Linked DNA regions of Mus musculus: region 1 is linked to region 2. The links are chromatin loops, found by intact Hi-C in ENCODE. Cell type or tissue: left cerebral cortex. All regions are shown on one strand.

Region 1 (8,000 bases), 430 kb before region 2:
CAATTCTGTAAATACAAAGAGGTTTAGGTAGAAGAGTAGTTAGTGTTCCTTCATGACATGAATATCCAAAGGCATTTTGAAGACACTGTTCAATGTCAAAAGGACCCTAAAGTCAGAGCTAGGTTAAATTTCTGATTTACTACCTTCATGCAAATAGCTCTACAAGAGTCAAGTGCAATAAACACGAGACTAGTGTTTATCTCCTGGATGTGTTGAAGAAAATTTGTACAAAAGAAACTTCAGGGCATAACAGAATTTGACTTCAGTTCCTCACTCCATTCTCCAAAATGCCACTGTCCTCTGCAATGAACGTCTACTCATGGGTATATACCTTTATGTTACAAAAGAAAAATAAACTACGTGAATAACAAATCTATCATGGCTGAAGTGGGAAAAAAAACTGTTGAAGGGCCACCTGCATCCCATTAGGGAATGGGAGGAAATAAAGCAAAACTGAACTGGAGATTTAATTTTAATTAGTAAAGGCAACACAAGAATGAGTGTTGAATCCTTTTAATACAAAATAGTTTTCATGTTTCTATTTCTCAAGAATTGGCAAAGTCAGCACTAACTGAATTAAAATCTCTTTCTACTACAATAAATACTAAATCATACAACAAATTCAAATGGGGGAAGAGGGTCTTTCTGAGCATTGCTATTTGGACAATATGTCAATTTCTGACACAGTAGAATAGGCTTGTCCTGAAATAACTCTACCTGATTACAAGGGAAAAATAGAAAAACCATTTTTGCCTATAAAAGTAGAAACTTAGCCAAGCCGTGGTGATGTGTCTTTAATCCCAGCACTTGGGAGGCAGAAGCAGGCGGGTTTCTGAACTCAGAAATCAAGGCCATGGCAAATACAGTAGTGGATGCTCACAGTCAGCTATTGGATGGATCACAGGGCTCCCAATGGAGGAGCTAGAGAAAGTACCCAAGGAGCTAATGGGAACTGCAACCCTATAGGTGGAACAGCAATATGAACTAACCAGCACCCCGGAGTTCTTGACTCTAGCTGCATATGTATCAAAAGATGGCCTAGTCGGCCATCATTGGCAAGAGAGGCCCCTTAGTCTTGTAAACTTTATATACCCCAGTACAGGGGAATGCCAGGGCCAAGTAGTGGGAGTGGGTGGGTAGGGGGGCAGGGCGAGAGGGCGGGGGGGGGGGGAGTATAGGGGGCTTTCAGGATAGCATTTAAAATGTAAATGAAGAAAATATCTAATAAAAATTTTTAAAAAAGAATATTAAAAAAAAAAAAGAAAGAAAGAAAGCCAGCCAGTTTGGTCTACAAAGTGAGTTCCAGGACAGCCAGGTCTATACAGAGAAACCCTGTCTCAAAAAAGAAAAAAAGAAAGAAAGAGAGAGAGAGAGAGAAAAGTAGAAACTTGGGATGGGGTGGGGGTGGGGATCCTTGTCCTAGGTTCAGAGAACAGTGCAAACCCAGCATGTCTCTTAACATCAGCCTTAGGACGTACAGCAGTACTTTCTTACACGTACTTTTTTGATCCTTTTAAAAGTAAGGGGCTCTGCTGTTTCAACTCAAAGTGTTCAATGCCTTTACGGCATTAAAGACTGTAGATTTAGCCAAAGATCTTTTCTAAATGGGTCTCATGACGGAGCAAGGACGTCCATCTAGGGAGAGAAGACAAAAGGGACGATAGCAGTCTCGAGGGAACGCTTTGGGAGGAGAGTGTGAATGGGGGCGTGTGATGTACTGGCTGCACTTTACGCTGGACAGCCTTTCAAGGCCTGGGCTTCAATACCTTTAACGATCATGTAGGCGATGGCGAGAAGGAAAGCAAGGAGGACGGCGAACAGCAGCGAACAGAGAATGGAAAGGGCTTGGATGGGCCACCGCCGAGCCTGGGTTCGCTTGGCCGCAGTGGCCGGGAAGATGCCGTTGCGCTTATCCGGCAGGACCGGAGACCCGTCCCCGACCCGGGGGAGTAGCGGGGCCCTCTTGGTCTCCGACGACGCCCTGGCTGAGAACTCTGCCCGCAAGTCGCGGGCCACTTGGTCGCATCCCTCGTCTTCGTCGCCTTCGCCCTCACCCCAGCTGTCCCCCTGAGTGTAGTCGGAATACCCGGGCCGAGTCGCAGGGCCTGGGGTAACCTGACGGCGCCTCCGCGCGCCCGCAAACCTCCAACTCTCCACGAACGACATGGCGGGAAAGACTGAGAGTCCCGCGAAGGTCGGCTGTCCACCACCGCCACGCCCCGCCCCGGCTACAGCCAATCAGAGACGGCCGTCGGCGGACCCAACCACCGCGCGCAGAACCGTAGGGGAGTGCAAGAGCGGGTTACCCGGGGACTCCGCTTCCGGAGGCGCCGTGGGAGCGCGCGCCCATGGCCCGCCGCGACAACACTCTCATTTATTCCACCCTTTCGGGTCCTGTGGGCACGCACCTCTCGAGCCCCATGACCGCAGTTCCGCGCCTTCCTAACCGCCAGTCGCTTCCTCCCTCGGGCGAGAGATCTCTGTCTTTACCGCTCCCCGCCAGATACAGTTCGCGCCTCCGCCCTTCACTATGCCGGGCGCGCGCGCAGCTCTCGAGTTTCTCCCCCCCACCCCCAAAGGCACGACCCCCTCCCCAGGGCAACCGCGCGCGCGCGCACTAGGCCGCTAACGCCGGGTGCCGCTTCCCCCGCCCCACCCCCACCCCACCCCTGGTGGCCTCAGGTTTGTGGGGCGAACGTAACTAGGGCGAGGGGCTGGACGCCACTGCCCCACCCCCCGACGGGGTGCGGTGGCCCGAACCCGGGAATCTGGGTCCCCGCCGTGTCCCCTTTCCTGGGGGAAGTTGGTAGAGTTTCCCCGGCAGAGCACTCGACGCAGAAACTTCCTCCGTCCCCCCTCCCCCCCCCTCCATGCAGGCGACGCCGAGCGAGGCAGGGGGCGAATCGCCGCAGAGCTGCCTGTCGGTCTCGCGCTCTGATTGGACAGTAGGGAAGCCTGTCAGTTTATTGGCCCCGCTGATCCCGCCCCGCAGCTCAGGGCAGCCTTTACCCTTTGGCCCCGGCGGGCGCCAGCCACTCAGATCGCTTCTTGTTGGTATGTGCAGCGGCAGTGGCCGCCGACGGAGCAGTCTGAGCCCGACGATGAGGCCGGGGACTGGAGCCGAGCGTGGAGGCCTCATGGTGAGTGAAATGGAGAGCCAACCTCCCTCGCGGGGTCCCGGGGACGGGGAGCGGAGATTGTCCGGCTCAAACCTGTGCTCCAGTTCTTGGGTCTCTGCTGACGGCTTCCTGAGGAGACGGCCCTCGGTAAGGGATCGGCGGGGTAGGGGAAAGCGGCACAATGAAAAACCGAGTCAGAGAAACAGGAAGCTCTCTCCAAACGGAGAAGAGCATATCAGGAAGAGAGCTGCAGATGGTGGGCTACGTCCCAAGGGGGAGAGATGGAGGGCGGGAACACACAAAGAAATAGGTGGGACCTTGGACTTGCCAGTGGTCTTGGCCTAGGTAGATAGATGCCTTAGGAAGAAGGAAGGTGCTGGGCCCCGGGCGGACTGTGCATCTGAGAGCCCCAGGCTTGACTTACAGTAGGGACACTTAAGTCTGTGGGACTTAAGGAGCGGCTGCTGCGGTCTTATTTCTCCGGGAGTGGTGGTGATTTGCAGGGCTTGGGGGATTCGGTTGGGAGAATTGGCTGCGGATACTTAGTTTCAAGCCAGGAACAATGGAAGTATTATATTTTAAGCTCCCTAAAACGGCATGAATTTGTTAGTGTCTGGGACAGTTTAACTCTATTAAAACATTTGTGAAGTACTCTTGGGTACCCGCACTCTGTTTTAGGTCTTGTCCATATGAATGTAATTTTAAGTAGTATAAGCTGGTTATGTGTATAAAGGTGACGGAAGTTGTGTTCATCGTAATAATTTTTTAAGTTGGAATTCAATACATAGTCACCAAGTCTGACCAGTCATTTAACAGTTTGTTAAGTCATTGGAGAGGGGTTGTAATCCGCTAATGGGTTTAACTTTTCCATTATTTTGTAAATTTTCAGGCCCCATCTAATAATCACTGTAGTGTAATTAAGATTAACTTCAGTATATGCTAATACTGTAATTTAATCACAGTGATTTAATATTGTGCCTTAATTGATGGGTTTTAGTTGTTGTTTTTGAAATGACATTTTAAAGAAGCATTTAACTGTCTCTCACTCTCCCTTTTTATTATTTTTCAGATGGGGCATCCTGGCATGCATTATGCACCAATGGGCATGCACCCTATGGGTCAGAGAGCAAACATGCCTCCTGTACCTCATGGAATGATGCCACAGATGATGCCCCCTATGGGAGGGCCTCCAATGGGACAAGTAAGAAGACGCTTTCCCTTTGGCTTGCTTAGTTTTGTTTGAGTGTGTCGAGATGTATTTAAGATGTAAGTCAGTGGTGTACTTGCAGCCCTTTAAAGGTTAGTTTATATCCACGTAATGTCTTCAAACAAGACAAAACATTACATTGCTCATGTCTGTAACCAAATTTTGAATGTAGTAAGACTGTATGAGAAAAAATTAACTGACTTCCTCAACAAAATTAAGCTTTAAAAAAAATAAGCCGGCTGTGGTGGCGCACGCCTTTGATCCCAGCACTTGGGAGGCAGTGGCAGTTAGATCTCTGAGTTCAAGGCCAGCCTGGATCTATAGACTGAGTTCCAAGACAGAGAAACCCTATCTGGAAAACCAAGCAAATAATTTAAAGTGAGAGTATACATCTAATCTATTTAACTTAGTGACTTTATTTCAGGCATTATAATTATTAATGGTCTAGGAGTAAATATATATCAGAAGATAATCGTGGTGAATGTGTAAAGCCTAGCATCAGAAAAATAGTAGTTACTTGGGGTTTTCATGTAGAATGAATTTTATTCTTGGAGTATCTTCCTCTTGTTTGGGGTGCGGAGGGATTTTCTGCTCTATTACTAATTCTTTCCTGGACAGTGCCAAATAGGTAGCTCATTTTCTACTTAATTTTTGAATGATAATTGCTTCTATACTCCTACTTGTGCGTTGCCCCTTGAATCTCTAGCACAAATCGTAAATGGACGTTTTTTCGTAGGAGTGATTGGATTAAAAGGTTTTAAGATGACTCAGGAACACGGGTAGAATTTCTAGAGAAGTGGTCAAGAAAGACAAGAGCTTGAGGTGCATCAACAGTTCTGTCCTATGCTAGGTTCTATATAATACACTGATTCTTAGGTGGGCTGGGTTATTCCAGTTGAATATCTTGATAAGTCATGAAATTTTTGATTAGCAGAATATTTTAGAAAGCCAGTTGTATATTTTCTTTTGCTAATGAGTACTATTGAGTTTGACGATGGTTTGAGCAATGAAGGCTAAAGTTACTGGTGAAATTACAGGGGGAAACAGGAACTTGTGTTTTTTTGTTTGTTTGCTTTTTTTATTTTAAAGAGTAGAATGGCTCAGTGTTAAGTGGTTTTCTTTTATATTTGGAATATAGCCCTTAATTTTGGATAAGAAAATTGTATTCAAAGGCACCAAACTGAAAAGATTCTGCCTGCAGGAGTTCCTTATAGAAAAGATTCTTTTGCTCTGTTACTCTCGAATAATAATACTTTAAAACTCCCTAGGATATGCAGAGACAACTCTTGATTCTTTTTCTGTATCTTTCCATCTCTAAGCAGCACAAAACCCTTCTTGTTTTCTTGGTAGAGCTGCTCTAACTAGATAATGAGCTTTAAAAAATATTTATTCTCTAATGCTCTGGTTCTTATTTAAAATTAGTTTCTTTCCACAGAAAGATAAAATAAAACAATTTGCTACTGCCAGACGCTTCTCTCTTTTCTGGGGCCTTCTGTGTCCATTGGGCCAGGCAAGGTAAGTTTGCAAGGGGTTGGCCTGCTTACCCTTGCTGTCCCGGTGCTGTTGCACTAGCAGTCCTGAGATGCCAGCTACTCATTTTTAGTACAGTGCAGATTTTACTTTATTTTTTTAAGTAATTGGCATACACTGGTCACAGTTTGTTTTGTGGCCCCTTCTCTTTAGCTGTGCCAGTGACCATATTCCTAATTAGTTTACTTTATACTTACACACTTCAGATATTTTGACTTTTGCTTCATGGTTTTCTACTATTATTAATTTTTTTTTTAGTCTAATATGTTCTGTGCACCTGACTGTTTAAATGTTTAGCATTCTTCCTCTGTGAGGATAATGAATACTTTGGGAGACCAGATCTGAAAGTCTCAAGAAAATTGCTGTTATTTTCTCAAAATTAGGTCATTATCTAGTGCCCACTTCCTACCTAAGAGTATGGGTCCTAGCTTATGGTAAAGCTAAGCTGAATCCTTAAGGGCTCCAGGATTCTTTCTCAAAGCTCTGTGTACCTTTTCTTAATGATGAACTGATTGTTTTCCTGCATCATTTCTTCTCTTTGCATATGCTCTGGATTATTAATAGTAATTATAATGAGAAGATAATTGAGAAGAAGCAGGGTACCTGTATAGTTTTGCCATCCATCTTTTTTAAAGTTTGTTAAAAACTTTTAGATTTTCGGGACTAAGGGCTTTATAATCTTCAAAAATAGTTGATCTTTTATAACTGCAGAATTCTGTGGCCATTATTTCATCTAACATGGGCTTATAGTACATGAAAAATAAATTACAATTTCCAGACCACAAGCAGACTTTTTGCCTTGTCATAGTCACATTTAACACGTGAAACAACTATATAGTTACTTATAGAGATAGCATGTACATTGTGTTAGGTAGCATCCAGAGATGATTTAAATTATACAAGATGTCCATATATGCACATATTATGGCTTTTTTTTTTAATGCAAGGGAAAAAAAGGTGTGAATTTTGGTATGTACCAGGATCCTGGAACAGCTCAGCCTCCTGTTATCTGCTGCACTGCCCACATTTAAGTTACTTGGCTTAGACCAGCCAAAGATAAAGAAAATGCTAGATTATTGTGGTCTTTGAAATGTTACTGAATATGACAAGACATTGTATAGCTTCTTTATAAAACAGTATGCAAACTAGACAGTAATGATCTAGGGTTAAAAAAGGGTTTGCAAAGTTAAAATGCAGCCAGTTACTTCAAGAAGTGATATGTTCGCGATTTTCTACCCTTAATGTATAAGATAAACTAGAGTGCCATTTTCTCCAGTTCAGGCTGAATCGATTAGCAAATACCTAGAAATAACAAGCATAACTTAACCATAATTGCTTTCAGGCTTATCTCAATTACCTATCATATAGGTTAAATTATTGCCTCCTGATGCACATATCTTTGGGGAAAATTATGCTTGTCAGTTACACAATTAAAAGAATATACTACTGAAAAGGACCGTACAAATAAATCAGATAAATGAGCTTTAAATAGTATGTGAGAGAAGGAACTGTTTTTGGAGGGGTCTTTTTTTATTCTTAAATATTTACTGAAAAAATTTTTTTGCATAGTAACAATATTCAAAACATTCCAGTAGAAATTTCTGTTAAAATATGATTGTGTATAAAGCTGTCTTTCTCCATATCCATTCAGAATAAAACATGTTTTGTCTTTAAAGTATTTTCTTTTCCATTTTCCTTTTCTTTTTGTATGTGCTTTTAAATCACCAAGAACATAAAATTTTTTGTACTTTTAATCAGCTGGCTTTGCTTTTGCCCAACAGAGTGCCCCTAGCTGGCTCTGTTCTTGATTGTAACTCTCCTCTGATTTATAGAAAGAATGAGATGAGGTCTTGAGCTCCTTTCCAGAGTTAATTAACACTTCATGGTTCAATTTTCTGACTTTATCAAACTTTCATGGATTGATTTGGAAGTCAAAATCTTCCTAAGTAATTTCCTGTTTTGGGGGTAATTTTTTTTGATATTACATTAGTGAGTAGTTACATCTTAGAAATGAATTTGGCTTTCTTAACTTTATTACTGAGAAGACAAACTCACAAATCTGTAGCACCCAGGTTGTCCTATCCCGTGCCTTGGAGACTCAAACTGTTTTTGATCTGGTTTTCTTGCTTCAAGGCTAATTCTAT
Region 2 (8,000 bases):
ATGATACCAACATAGCTTTTGTTCTAAAGCTCCATTGTGCTCTAAACGAAAAGAATCTGAGGTAATTTTGACGTATGTGAGGGGTAGCTTATAAGCCAATTTGATACCGTGCTAATAATATATAAATGCGAACATACATGTAGATAACATGTGCACACACATAGCCATACATAAAAACAGGCCAAGGAGCTGAGGGATGGCTCTGCAGTCAGGAGATGGTTGCTCTTGCTGAAGATCTGAGTTTGGTTCCCAGAACTGACATGGTGGCTCACAACTATTTGTAACTTCAGTTCCAGAGGAACTGATGCCTTCCTCTGCCTCTGTGGTCACTCTATGTGTGAGGTGTGCTGTCATACAGATAGGCAAAACACCCATACATATAAAATAAAAATTAATAAATCATAAAAAAAGGCCAAGATACTCCAAACTTTTTAGCTTCCATTGAGCTGTCATTGCCATTTTTAAGGCAGAATGCTGATCTGATATTTATTCCATAACATTAAGTAATTCTTTTTTGTTTTTACATTAAGTAATTCTTAATTCAAAATCCACATTTTACAAAAAGGCAGAGTTTAATGAAATGAAAAAAAAAAAACAAAGACTACATGAGATAAAGAACTGTTTTTTAAAACAACAACAAAACCCTAAACAGATTAACACTCCCTTACCCAAATTAAACAAAAGAAAGAAAGACCCAAATTAGTAAAATTAGAGATAAAAGAGAAGCCATTACAACAGCTACCAATGAAATTCAGAGAAACTTTAGGTCTACATGTCAAAGCGCATAATCCACAAATTTGAAAAAGTATAAGAAATGAATGAATTTCTAGATGCATATGACCAACCAAAGCTAACAAAAATGAAACAAACCAGTGAAGGTGGAGAGATGACTCAGTAGGGGAGGACACTTGCTCCTCCAGAGGACCTGAGTTTAGTTCCCAGCACCCTTGTCAGAAGGCTCACAACTGCCTATTAACCTCCAGCTCCAGCAGATCCAAAGGCTTCTACTGTACCTGCACACCCAGACCCGAGCCTTCACAGACCTGAGCCTTCACAGACCTGCACATACAGACCTGAGCCTTCACAGACCTGAGCCTTCACAGACCTGCACACCCATATGCACATGAATAAAAATAAAGATGAATTATAAAGAAATAACCATGTAAACAGATTTATAAGAAGTAGTTAGACTGAAGCAGTAACTTAAAATCTTCCAATTAAGACAAGGTCTGGGCCCAGATAGATTCACTGGTGAGTGTTAGCAAACCTTCAAAGAAGAATTAACACCAGTGCCTCTCAAACTACACCATAAACAGCAAAGGAAAAGACATTACCACATCCTCATTATGAATCTAGTATTAGTTAGATCAAAAGCAGATAAAGATAGAGAAATAACAAAAAGAAAACTACAGATCAATTTCCCTGATGAACACAGATGCAAAATGTCTCAACAAAATACTTGCAAACCAAATTCGAGAACATCTGTGGTAGTTGAATAAGCATGTCCTCCATAGGCTCATATATTTGAATACTTCGTTTTCGGGAGTGGCAGTATTTAGAAGGATTAGGAGGCGTGGCCTTGTGGGAGGAAGTGTGTCACAGGGGGTGGGCTCTGAGGCTATAGAAACCAGGCCCAGTGGCTCCTTCCCTACCCACTTCCTGTTGTCTGTGAATCCGGATGTAAAACTCTGCAGCGCCACATCTGCCTGTGTACTTTCAGGTTGTCCTCCATGCTGATGCTGACTAAACCTCTGGGACTCCAAAGCCAGCCCCAATTACATGTCTTCCTTTCTAGAATTGCTGTGGTCATGGTGTCTCTTCTCAGCAATAGAACACCAACTAAGATAGCATAAAAAAGATTGTTCACCATGATCAAGTTGATTTTTTATCTCAGAGATGGACATATGGCTCAATAGATGTAAATCAACAAATGCTGCAAACTTCACCAAATGAACTCAAAGACAGGAATCACATGATCATCTAAGTAGAAACGGAACAGGCTTTTGAAGAAATCCAGTGTTGCTTCTTGTTAAAAGTCCCAAAGCTCAGGGCATGGTGAAGCATGCCTTTAACTCCAGCATGGCTGGCAAAAATCCGAGTTAGCGGCCAAGCTGATGTACATGTGGCAAGATTCAGGACAGCCAGAGCTAAAAAAACCCTGACTCAAAAAAAAAAAAAAAAAAAAAAAAAGTCTTAAGAAACTCAGAATAGAAGGACCACATCTCGATATAATGAAAGCTATATATGACAAACCTATAGCCATCATTTTCTAAAATGAGGGGGAAATCACTGTATTTCCATTTATTGTGATAAAGATAAGAATGTTCATCTTCTTAACTCTTGTTCGATATACTACTGGAAGTTTTAGCCAGAGCAATCATGCAGGGGAAGCAAGCAAAAAAGATGCAGGCAGGAAAAGAAGAAGCCAACACACATCTCTAGTGCAGATGATATAACTTTGTATGGAAGAGACCCAACATGCAAGAGTCCCTAAAGACTCCACCAGAAAATTTCCAAAGATTATTTGAGAATGTCATACATATATACAATGTATTTTGATCATATCTACCCCCATATTCCCACTCCTGATCCCAACTTCAACTTCATCACCTCCTCCCCCCGCCCCCACAGTAAAATAACTCACAGAGTCCCGAGTCTAATTAGCACTAATCATAGGCATATGGGTGTGGGCCACTTACTGGAACATGGACAATTTATCAGTGGCAGTGGTACCCCAAATGGAGGAGGTGTCTCCTTTCCTCAGCAGCCATCAGCAGCCTACAAACCACTCAGCCAGGAGTTTAGCCATTTGAGTCTCTCCCACTCGTCCAAGCTGGAATCCTCGCTGGTCTGGTGCCGGTAACCAACCGCAGCTCCTGGGTAAAACGGTCATGTCATGTCCAAAGGTTGCGTTTTACAGCACCCCTTCCAATCCTCTGGCTCTTACACGATTTCCCTTTTCCTGTGACATGCGCCGAGCCTTAGCCGCGCACATCTACGGATATGAACATACCAAGAAGGCAGTTTAACAACACGATCATTAGGCAAAACAGCAATAATCCGTTCCAGTACACTGCTCTTAAGATTTTGGTCTCAGGGGAAAAAAAAAAAATCTTTTTAATGAATTTTTAATTGAGCTTAAAAAAAATGTGATCTCAATAACTCTTTTTGTTCCCAAGAATTACTGAATCTTTACATTTGAAACTAAAGTGGAGAAATGTCAAAAATATTTACATACTGATTCATTAAAAAGTAATTAGCACATTATATGTCACCATAATAAATTTTTATAAAAAATTCAAAATTAAACAAATTTAGTACAAAAAAAAAAGTCATCTTACTTTTTTTTTTTTTTTTTTTTTGAGAAATTTCACATCTGGCTTAATGGAAAACAGCTGCATTCTGAAGACTTCATTTGCATCCAATATGTGGCAAACGTGTTATTTTGGTTCAAGCAAATGAGGGAAATCTAGCCTTTCGCAAATATGTAGTTGGAAATAAAGAAGTGCTTAAAAACCTTTACAGAAAACTAGAAATACAATTGGCAGGGTTTCAACGGTAAACAGCAGAGAGGAATCTGAAACCGTATCAGGAACTGGAGAGACGCCTGAGCCTTTGAGAGCACTCCACTGCTTGGGTGTGTGTGCGCCTTTAACTCCCGCAGGGAAACCCAGGTTAGCCTACTCTCCATGGAGAGCTCCGCAGCCAAAGAGACATAGTCAGACTCCGTCTCAAATAAGGAAAGAGAAAACATCAAAAGATCAGAGGATGCAAGTTTGGTCTCAGCACCCACGTGGCTAAGTCCAGTTCCAGGGATCAGACGCCCTCTTCTGGCGACCTCAGGTACTGTACTCCTGTGCACAAATCCACCTCACCCCACTCACACACACATAATACACATAATTAAAAATAAGATAGAGATGTGTTTCAGACCCGTATCAATGGTCTTTTCATACCGTGTCACGAAAACTCATCTGGCTTCTTTTGCTTTCTGAGAGGATCTGCTTTCAGGAACTCCAAGAATCACTGTTCTTTGGAAACCTTCTGTATTTTTCGGTTGTGAAATGTACTTGGAAATTTATTTTTATTCAGGCAGGGCAAGTGCAGCTAATCACGAGATGTTCGCCACTGAAAAGCCAATGTGCACCTGTGAACTCCACTTTCTCAGGAAGTCGAGGCAGAATTGCCGCAGCTCAGAAACTGAAGCCAACTTGGTTTTTTAAAAGGGGAAGGGGTGGAGGAGAAGAGGAAGATGGAGAGGGGAAGGGAAAGTTTATTTTTTACAGCTCGAAAGAAGAAAGGCAGTTTAGTTCAATATAAGGCTAGGTGGTCAGCCCCGGGGAATTTAGGTGGAGGGAAGGTGGCAGACAGGGCCTTGCCTGGACTTAAGACTGGCTTTTTTGCATCAGAGGTATGAATATAGGAGTGTTGTCTGCTCTCTTTAGGAACTGGACACTTCTACAAAGGACAGCCCCCGCCACCCCCCCCCCCCCTGGAGTGACAAGGCTGCAACTTATCAAAACACCATGTAATATAGAAAATGAAAACCATGATTAATAGACTCCTCAAGTTGGCTTCATTGCTTTCTCATAATATACCAGAGACATTTCTCTTTCCATTTTCATAATTGTTAATCCTTATATTTATTTTATCCCTTTGAACTTTTATTGCCCATCGAAAACTGAGCTCCAAGCTCCTCTGTATTTTGAAGACTTTCCTAATGATAATCATATATTGCTTTGCATCACTACTCAAATTGTCTCATGTGGTTATTTAACGTTTCATGGATAAGCTATGTCTCTCCGACTAGACAATGTCTTGAGATCAGCAACCTCATGGCATACTGTTCAATACTGCTGAGATCTTCCGGAGGGTCTCTCTTTATTGGGTAAACCTTCAGCCATTGCGTAGGAACACACCCCTAGCTTTCTTGCTCTGTCTAGCTGGGCCGTTCCCATCTCTCTGGATCTTTACTTACTTGGTTGCCTCTGTGGTCTTTCCCTTTGGACTAGATAGGTGTTTATCATTGCGCCTCTGGTGATGCCCTTGCCTCCACATGTATTCTGAGTTGTTCCTCAATTTTCCTTTGGGTTGTAGGAACAGTTAGATAGATACAGAGTCTGTTATTGTGGACCTTGTACAAATTTGTGTGGCATTGTGGCTCCAAAGTCTATTCTATCACAGTTTCCAATGCTTTGAAAATTCTCATTCATGGTGGTGTCATTGAAGTAACACTTTAAAGATTTGTGATTATTATTTTTTGATTGTATATATAAGTGTGTGTATGTGGGTATGTGCATGTGAGTGCAACTCCTGAAGAGGCCAAAAGAGGGAGCTATAGCCTCTGCTGCTGAAGTTACAGGCAGTTGCGAGGGCCTGACTGAGGGCACTGGAAATCAAACTCGGGTCCAGTTACAAGAGCAGTTCATACTCTTAACCCCTGAGCCATCTCTGTACAGCCCAAATAATCAAAACTTTAAAGAGCATCCTCAGATTTTTTTTTCTGCATCCGTGCATTGTAGTAACTTTAAGATAACTCATCGACATATCTAAACAGCCTGTTTTCATTGTCTATCACACCCTCTAAGTCTTTGCCTAAAAGAAACTTGAGGACCGGAGCTAGAGAAAGTATCCAAGGAGCTAAAGAGATCTGCAACCCTGTAGGTGCAACAACATTTTGAACTAACCAGTACCCCGGAGCTCTTGACTCTAGCTGCATATGCATCAAAAGATGACCTAGAGGTTGGTGAGATGGCTCAGCAGGTAAGAGCACCCAACTGCTCTTCCGAAGGTCCGGAGTTCAAATCCCAGCAACCACATGGTGGCTCACAACCGTCCGTGACGAGATCTGACTCCCTCTTCTGGAGTGTCTGAAGACAGCTACAGTGTACTTACATATAATAAATAATAAATCTTTAAAAAAAAATGACCTAGTCGGCCATCACTGGAAAGAGAGGCCCATTGGACATGCAAACTTTATATGCCCCAGTACAGGGGAACGCCAGGGCCAAAAAGTGGGAATGGGTGGGTAGGGGACTGGGGGGGAGGGCATGGGGGACTTTTGGGATAGCATTGGAAATGTAATTGAGGAAAATATGTAATAAAAAAAACATTTAAATAAATTAAAAAAAAAAAAAGAAACTTGAGGACCAAGGCTAAAACTCACTTATATAGTATTTACCTAGCATTCATAAGTTCCTGTGAGGCCCTGGATTTAATTCCAGAACCCCACTTTTCACCCCCCAAAAAGAAGACTTGAAAGTCATCTCAGAGCTGGACGTGGTGGCGCACGCCTTTAATCCCAGCACTTGGGAGGCAGAGGCAGGAGGATTTCTGAGTTCAAGGCCAGCCTGGTCTACAAAGTGAGTTCCAGGACAGCCAGAGCTATACAGAGAAACCCTGTCTCGAAAAAAAAAAAAAAAAACAAAACAAAACAAAAAAAAAAAAGAAGAAAAAAAAAGTCATCTCAGCTTTATTTGCCTTGACTAATTAGCCCTACTTGAAAGAATAACATGAAGCCAATGTTGGCATCTCACAAATGGCATAACTGAAAAAAATGTACCAACCAAAGGATAACTGTGAAAGTTTAGAAATTATCCTTCCTGCAGCTGGCTCAGTATTACAACTTGGTTAGAAACAGCTAGAAACAGTTTACAAGACTTTAAAACTAAGCAGGTATACTGAGGGATATCTAAAGAAAAAAAGAGGTTTTTTTTTGTTTGTTTGTTTGTTTTTTTGTTTTTCATTTGCTCAAATCCCAGATCCTTTTATAAATACAAATATAGAAACACCTTTTTCTGACAGGAGGCTAAAACATTAACAGATGTGCAGTATTTATATTCTTAATCATTTATCATTTAGCTGGCATACTGTATTTTAGTGTGTGTGTGTGTGTGTGTGAGATGTGAGGGCGTGAGTCACATTGCTTGTGTGAGGTCAGAAGAGAACTTTTGAGATTTGGTTGATTCCTTGCCTTCTAGGTTCTGGTGATGTAATCCAGGTTGTCAGGCTTGCAAGGCAAGCACCTTTATCCTCCGAGCCATCCCGCTGACTGGGATGTATGGGTCTATTCTCTAATAAGGGATAAGGCTGGAGTCTGTTAGTGTTCTAAATCAGTTTGAAAGGAAAGTTTCGTTTTGATTAAGTAGAAGATGTAGACTTACGATTAAATGTTAGTTTCCAAATAGTAATTAAGAAATAGATCAAAGCAGGGCGGTGGTGGCGCACGCCTTTAATCCCAGCACTCAGGAGGTGGAGGCAGGCGGATTTCTGAGTTCGAGGCCAGCCTGTTCTACAAAGTGAGTTCCAGGACAGCCAGGGCTATACAGAGAAACCCTGTCTTGGAACCCCCCCCCCCCAAAAAAAAAAACCTAAAAGAAAAAAAAGAAATGAAATAGATCAAGCCGGGCAGTGGTGGCACATGTCTTTAATCCCAGCACTCGGGAGGTGGAGGCAGGCGGATTTCTGAGTTCGAGACCAGCCTGGTCTACAGAGTGAGTTCTAGGACAGCCAGGGCTACACAGAGAAACTCTGTCTCGGAAAAAACAAAAAAGAAAGAAAGAAAGAGAGGAAGAGAGGAAGAGAAAAGAGAGAGAGAGAGAGAGAAAGGAAAGAAGGAAGGAAGGAAGGAAGATTGATTAAGGCTGAGAGCTGCACTAATTTATGTAACTTTAATGATATTCCTTTTCAGTGTTTAAGGCTCTGCCCTATCATTGGCAGTGGGGGTGTGATGTTTGCATACCATCCTGTATTATCTATGAAAATTTCACTCCATATACATAGTTAATATCTCCATATACATAAAGTTAATATCTTATATTATGGGAAACCGAGAACTCCAATCATCCTAAATTTTACAATCTGATTCTAGGAGCAGTAGAGATGGCTCAGAGGTTAAGAGCACTTTTTGCTCTGGGTTCAGTTCCCAGCACCCACATATCAGCTCACAGCTGTCTGTAATTTCAGTTGCAGAGGACCTGATACCCTTCTTGGCTACCCTG

Evidence for each region. Hi-C counts contacts between places; a loop is a spot of excess contacts. Peaks named below come from ENCODE experiments on the same cell type or tissue, not always from the same donor. Only the 100,000 strongest peaks of a DNase experiment are listed, where the experiment ranks them.
Region 1: a loop joins it to region 2, with 3 times the contacts of the local background. A loop is called at or near these places in 11 of 42 quality-filtered maps.

Annotation. Positions count from the first base shown.
Region 1 is chr2:53,186,289-53,194,288 of GRCm38, reverse strand. It overlaps Prpf40a (pre-mRNA processing factor 40A), which reads left to right and starts at 3,035. Exons shown (of 26, transcript NM_018785.3): 1 at 3,035-3,266; 2 at 4,189-4,320. The coding sequence starts at 3,057. It overlaps Arl6ip6 (ADP-ribosylation factor-like 6 interacting protein 6), which reads right to left and starts at 2,205. Exons shown (of 4, transcript NM_022989.4): 1 at 1,767-2,205; 2 at 1-5. The coding sequence starts at 2,166. In left cerebral cortex, a CTCF peak has its summit at 4,289; DNase peaks (open chromatin) are centred at 2,280 and 2,989; H3K4me3 peaks cover 2,977 bases; H3K27ac peaks cover 1,842 bases.
Region 2 is chr2:52,758,969-52,766,968 of GRCm38, reverse strand. No RefSeq gene overlaps it. Among named protein-coding and RNA genes, the nearest start is that of Stam2, 21 kb to the right of the region's middle. In left cerebral cortex, CTCF peaks have their summits at 3,834 (motif pointing left) and 5,314 (motif pointing right); a DNase peak (open chromatin) is centred at 3,802; H3K4me3 peaks cover 426 bases.